Linked DNA regions of Homo sapiens: region 2 is linked to region 1. Evidence: chromatin loops called from intact Hi-C (ENCODE). Cell type or tissue: natural killer cell. All regions are shown on one strand. Each heading gives the region's core, and the rest is flanking DNA. Links, peaks and the distances in the headings are about the cores only.

Region 1 (2,931 bases), core at 254-2,753:
ATTTGCAGGATTGTGCCTTCTTGTCTTACTTTAGAGTAATGAGGAGTGTGGTCACCAGCCTTCAAGATGGCCCTCAATGATCCCAGCCTCCTGGTGTTCACAACCTAGTGTAGACACCTCCCACCATGTACCAGGATTGGTATGCATGACCAATAGCAAATGGTGGGTGTGAATGGCATATCACTTCTGAGATTAGGTTATACAAGACTGCACCAAAAAACTAACAAAAAGACTGAAGTTCCTGTCTCCTGGCTTGGGTGCTCTCTCATGTGCCCTGCTCTCTTTCACTTGAATCCTTTGCTCTGGGGAAAGCAAACTGCCATGTTGTAAACAGTCCTACAGAGAGGCCTAGGTGACAAGGAACTGAAGCATCTGGCCAACAACTTCATTACTGACCTGAGAAGCAGATTGTCTAGGCCCAGTAGAGCCTTAAGAAGGCAGGAGTCTTGGCCAACAGCTTAACTGCAACCTCATGAGAGATTCTGAGCCAGCACCACCCAGCGAAGCCACGCCTGGATTTCTGGCCTTCAAACACTATTAAGATTATCAATGTTTGTTGTTTTAAGCTATGAAGCTTTGAAGTAATTTGTTATACAGCAATAGTAACTAATGCATGGTGGCAGCAAAGCATAGGGGTTTTAGAATTCAACCTGAGTTGGAATCCTAATTCTACACATTATTAACTTTTCCGTGTACAAATTCTTGAACTTCTCTGGGCCTCAGTTTCCACCTCTGTAAAATGGTGTTCATCACACCCATCTAGTTCAGAGAGCAGAGCTGAGCGACAGGAGCTGCTTCAGTGGGAGGATTCCCAGCTCTCCTTACTCTCGCGGGCTGGTATGATATGAATGGCACCATGTCATCCCATTTTGGTAGGGCTGCCCAGATTGCCAATGCCATGTTGCATGTAAAGGTTTGTCTGTGGTCTGCAGAATGTCCAGCAATTTCTAAACCATAAACATTTTCATGGGTGGGAACAAAACAGAATGTCGGAGTTCATTTCTGTGATTTGGTCCCATTGCCTGGTTTTCATTAGGCCAAACCTAATTTCTTTCCAATTCTGAATATAGGAATCAGTGCTGACTTTCATTTATTTAATAAACTTGTTATGTGCCCGGCTCTGTTCTAAGCCCTTACATTTACTGATTAATTTACTTCCCATTCCTATCCTATGATATTATATATATACGTATGTATATACATACACACACATATGTACACACACACATAAGTACATATACATATATAAGCACACACACTGTATTGTTTCCATTTTACATATGGAGAAACAGACATAGGCAGATTAAGTAGTCTGAGGTCACACAGCTAAGTAGTGGCAAAGCCCAGATTCAAATATGGCCAGTCTGGCTCCAGATTCTGCACTGTTAACCGCCAAGCTGTACATGTCTCCTTGTTGTCCCACAGCTGTAAATTTGTGTTTCTTCTCTTTGCATGTCTGACTACCTTCCTCAGGCAGCAAGAACAATCTAAGAGTGTTCCTGTACAATCAGTCTGGTGATGGTGAGAAACAATATAATGAGTGAGTGGAAGGGCTACCTTGGGCTTTGGGAAAAGACCTAGGTTCAGTTTCCAACTCCTGTGTACTGTTAGCAAATTACTTCCCCTCTTGGAACCTCAATTTCATCATCCGTAAAATGGGAACAATAATAAAAATACCTTTTGGCCATTAGGGGGAGCTCAAGGATGACTTATACCCCAAAAGGGGAAGGATTGCTTATGTGGATTCTCAGTTCTAGTCATTGGCAACGCTAAAGGGCAGAGCTTTCCCCTGTTGTGGGCAAGGGTTTGCACGAGGGGGACTGGCCATCCCAGTTTTCCCAGGGATGAGGGGTTTCCTTGGATGCAGGACTTTCAGGGCTAGCGCTGGGACAGTTCTGGACAAACCAGGCCAGTTAGTCACCCAAGTTTGAGCCCTGAGCCTTGGGGGAAACCAGCCTTTTGGAACACTTGCCCTGATTTCTCCAGTGGGGCAGATATGAAGCAAGGGATATGGACACAGAATTTATTAGTAGAAAATGATTAAGGGCAGCAATCTTAGTATTGAGGGTTTTTTTATAGTAGCTTTATTGAAATAGAATTAACATTCACATACCATACAATTTATCCATTTGAAGTGTAAAATTCGATGAATTTTAGTATACTCACAGAGTTGTCCAACTATCACCACAATTAATTTTAGAACATGTTCATCATCCCCAAAAGAAACAGCATATCCTTTAGCTATCAACACCCACCTCTGCCCCCAATTCTCCCCATCACACCCAGCCCTAGGCAATCGCTAATCTGCTTTCTGTCTCTATGGTTTTGCCTTCTGGACATTTCCCATGAATTGGATCATATGATACGGTTTCTCCTCTTATACTAAGTAAAGGAAACGAGTACAAAAGACCACATATCATATGTTTTGTACTCGTTTCCTCTACTTAGCATAAGAGGAGAAACTTCTTCAAGGTTCGTTCATGTTATAGCCTGTATCGGTACTTCATTCGTTTTTTGCTGAATAATATTTTTTTGTACAGATATACCATAGTTTGTTCATTCATCAGTTGTAGACATTTGAGTTGTTTCTACTTTTTAGCTGTTGTGAGTAATGCTGCCATGAGCAATCATGTACAAAGTTTTTGTGTGAACATGTGTTTCATTTCTCTTGGAGTATACACTGAAGAGTGGAATAGTGGAGTTTCTGGGCCATATGATTACTCTGTGTTTAACCTTTTGAGGAAGTGTAAGACCATTTTCCAAAGTGACTGCACCATTTTACAGTCCCCAGAAGCAATGTATAAGGGTTTCAATTTCTCCACATCTGCACCAACATTTGTTTAAAAAAAAAAAGAGACAGAGAGATGGGGGTCTCTGCTCTTTTACCCAGGCTGGAGTACAGTGGTGTAATCATGGCTCACTGTAGCCTCA
Region 2 (2,931 bases), core at 194-2,693, 330 kb after region 1:
TGTCATTCCTATTGCAATCTGCTTATAAAGGATGGTGTGATTCCCAAATGCTCTAAATGTGTGAAGGCAGAATAGCAATCTATATGTTTATAGATTGTATAGTTAGAGGTTGATTTGGCAAGGCAATATTAACTATTTGCATAGTATTGATGAACATCATATCCAGAATATTGCCATTGGTTTTGGGGTCTCAGTTTTAGATTGAATAAACAGCCTATGAGTTAATAAAATAACAATAAGAATGATTAGAACAGTGGATTTTCAGACTTTTTCCTTCTTATTTTACTTTAAGCTCTTGTTCTATTTTTTATTTTTTTTTTTGTGAAGGCTCTCCTGGAGTTTCCTGATAAAATGAGAGAATGTGAAAGACATATATAATTTAAGTCTCCTCTTGAACTGCTCTAATCCAACATGCCAATGTTTGAGTCCTATATTCTTACAAATGTGTTCAGCAGATGTTATTCTACTTTAGAAAGTTTGAAAACTTCTTCTAAGAAGTATTTACTTTTTAAAAAAGAGGGAAAAATTACTCCTCCTAACTTTCTCCAGTGTAGGTGAGTTAAAGAGGTTGCCTTAAGTAAATGCAACTTTTTGTGGTAGGCAATAGGACATGATCTTACGGTGAAGGAAAATCTTTTAGGTTGCAGATATTTAGTTTTATAAATAATTTACTATGTTGCTTTTATAGTTCTCATTTTGTTACGGGCAGGGCCAGTGTAATGGGAAGGGACACTTCAATCCTTGGATTCAGAAGACCTGGGTACTAGTCCAGGCATATACTAATTTCTTAAGACCACAGGCCTGTCACTTACTCTCTGAATCTGTAAATCAGGGCTAATTCTGCCTGTTTGGTATGTCTCAAATGGTTGTGGTGAGAATCAGATGAAATACACATGAAAGTATTTGGTAAATTTTAAAGACTTACTCATGTGTAAAGTTTTATGATTGGGGTTCTATTTCTCTGATACGAAAGAGAAAAACATCAAGGTTAAATATGAAAGGAATCTTGAATGTAAATATAAAAAATGTAAAATATTGTCTACAGTGTTAGTTGTTTATACCCCATTTCTTGAAGTAGTTAAAACCAACTATGTATAGTACATATTGTATTGTGTACATGTACGTGGTATATTGTATGGTGTAAGAGTACAATTCAGGGAATGATCCTACACTGGCCTCTGGTGGATGGATGCAATACTATGTCTCCACACAATCATCAGGCAAATGTATTTACATGCTTTGACCAAAGATGAAGTATCAGATTCTTCTTTTTAATTATCATTGTTAGATTTTACTTCATGGAATCTTTACTTGGGAATTTTACCTTATGTACAAATCACCTGGAAGGTACTTATTAAAAAGTAGATTCCTAGGGATCTTGCCCCAAGATTCAGTAGTTCTACTAGTGTGCAGATCAGAAACTTTGACTTTCAGACCAGCTTTGAGAAAATACTCTAAATGAAATCTGGGAGGAGTTTAGGGAGATAAATGAATTTTTCAACACTTTTTGTCCATTTTTGTATATATTATATTTTTTTATGAATAAGGTCTGTAGCTTTCATGAAATTGTGATACTCCCCCCCCCACTCAAAGCATAAGAACAATTATTTTACTTTAAATATGACATTTTTGTTGAATGTCACCATTGTATATTATTTAAAAGGCATTTTGACAGTGAAAAAGGATGATGGGTTATAGGAATAATTTTACTGTGATCTTGCTGATCGCTAATACAGAGGCTAGGATATTATAGCTTACAGAATTTTAGGGTGGGCTTTAGTTTGGCACATGTTCTGTCCCAAGTCTGAAGGATTGTAGTGCATGTGTCATAGGTCAAAGCTACTCCATCACAGGGAAATGTCCTTGCTACTTCTGTCTATTGCTGCCAGAACTGTGTTCTCTGTGAGTGTTTTGCCATTAGCAAGTACACAGACAAGAGACTAGGGAGACCACACAGGCTGTGGAGGCATCTCATTGCCTGTACTTTCAGGAAATGCCCCTCCAATCATTTCGCTGTTTCTGGTAACTTTTCTGTTGTATATTTCGTACACGAAGGTACTTGGTAGTTTTAAAGACTTACGCAAGAGTAGAATTTTATGATTAGGGTAATTATTTGTGATTTAAAAGAGGGACATCAAAGTTAAATATTAAGAGAATCTTGACCTACAATAGAAAAAAATGTAAAATTATATATATGTGTGTATATATATGTGTGTATATATATATTTTTTTCCTCCTTCTTCATTATTTCCAGGAAAACCACTTTAAAAAGGAAGAAGATGCATGTAGGTATTCTCCCTAGATTGAGGATTAGAAACTTCGTTGGAAGAAATGCTTTTTTGCCTCTTCAAATAAAAGTATAGTTTTTAGTTTTTTTGTTCATAGTACAAAAATTAGAAAATACTCAGAGGTACCAGCACCCACACACCCATGCACACACTCACACCCACACACCCACAGTAAAACAATAACATACTCTTTCTATAGCAGTAGAATTTTTATCTACTCTATGGCCAGCCAAAATAAAGATTACATCCTAGTCTTCCTTGAAGCTGGGTATAGTCATTTGACTAAGTTTGTGTCAATGAGATGTGAGGGGCACTGGTATGTGCAACTTCTGGGTCATATCCTTAAGACACGTGCACTATTTCTTTTTATCCTTTTCCTCCTGGCTGGAAATTGGGAATCATTACAACAACTCCTTTAGACCCAGACATGGAGGCCATGTGCTTACGATGACAGAAAACTCCAGCAGCCTGAATCCCTGGGTCATTTCATGGAACAAAGCCTACCCACCTTTCCTAAACTGTTACATGAGAGAGAAATCAAATTCTTGTTTGAGCTGCTCCATTTTTTGTGCTTCCTTGATATGGTAGCTGAAATCAGCCTTAGCTAATTACAGAGAAGTGAGGTGTGTGCTTTCTTTTTCCT

What was found. A loop is a pair of places that touch in the nucleus more often than their neighbours do. Peaks named below come from ENCODE experiments on the same cell type or tissue, not always from the same donor. Only the 100,000 strongest peaks of a DNase experiment are listed, where the experiment ranks them.
Region 2: it touches region 1 in a loop (14-fold over the local background); 3 of 110 quality-filtered maps call a loop at or near these places.

What each region holds. Positions count from the first base shown.
Region 1 is chr11:36,290,790-36,293,720 of GRCh38, forward strand. No RefSeq gene overlaps it. Among named protein-coding and RNA genes, the nearest start is that of COMMD9, 2.8 kb to the left of the region's middle. In natural killer cell, for the core only: a CTCF peak has its summit at 1,676 (motif pointing right); a DNase peak (open chromatin) is centred at 1,702.
Region 2 is chr11:36,621,781-36,624,711 of GRCh38, forward strand. The region is part of intron 2 of IFTAP (intraflagellar transport associated protein); the gene reads left to right. Among named protein-coding and RNA genes, the nearest start is that of RAG2, 25 kb to the left of the region's middle. In natural killer cell, for the core only: a CTCF peak has its summit at 1,167 (motif pointing left); a DNase peak (open chromatin) is centred at 1,181.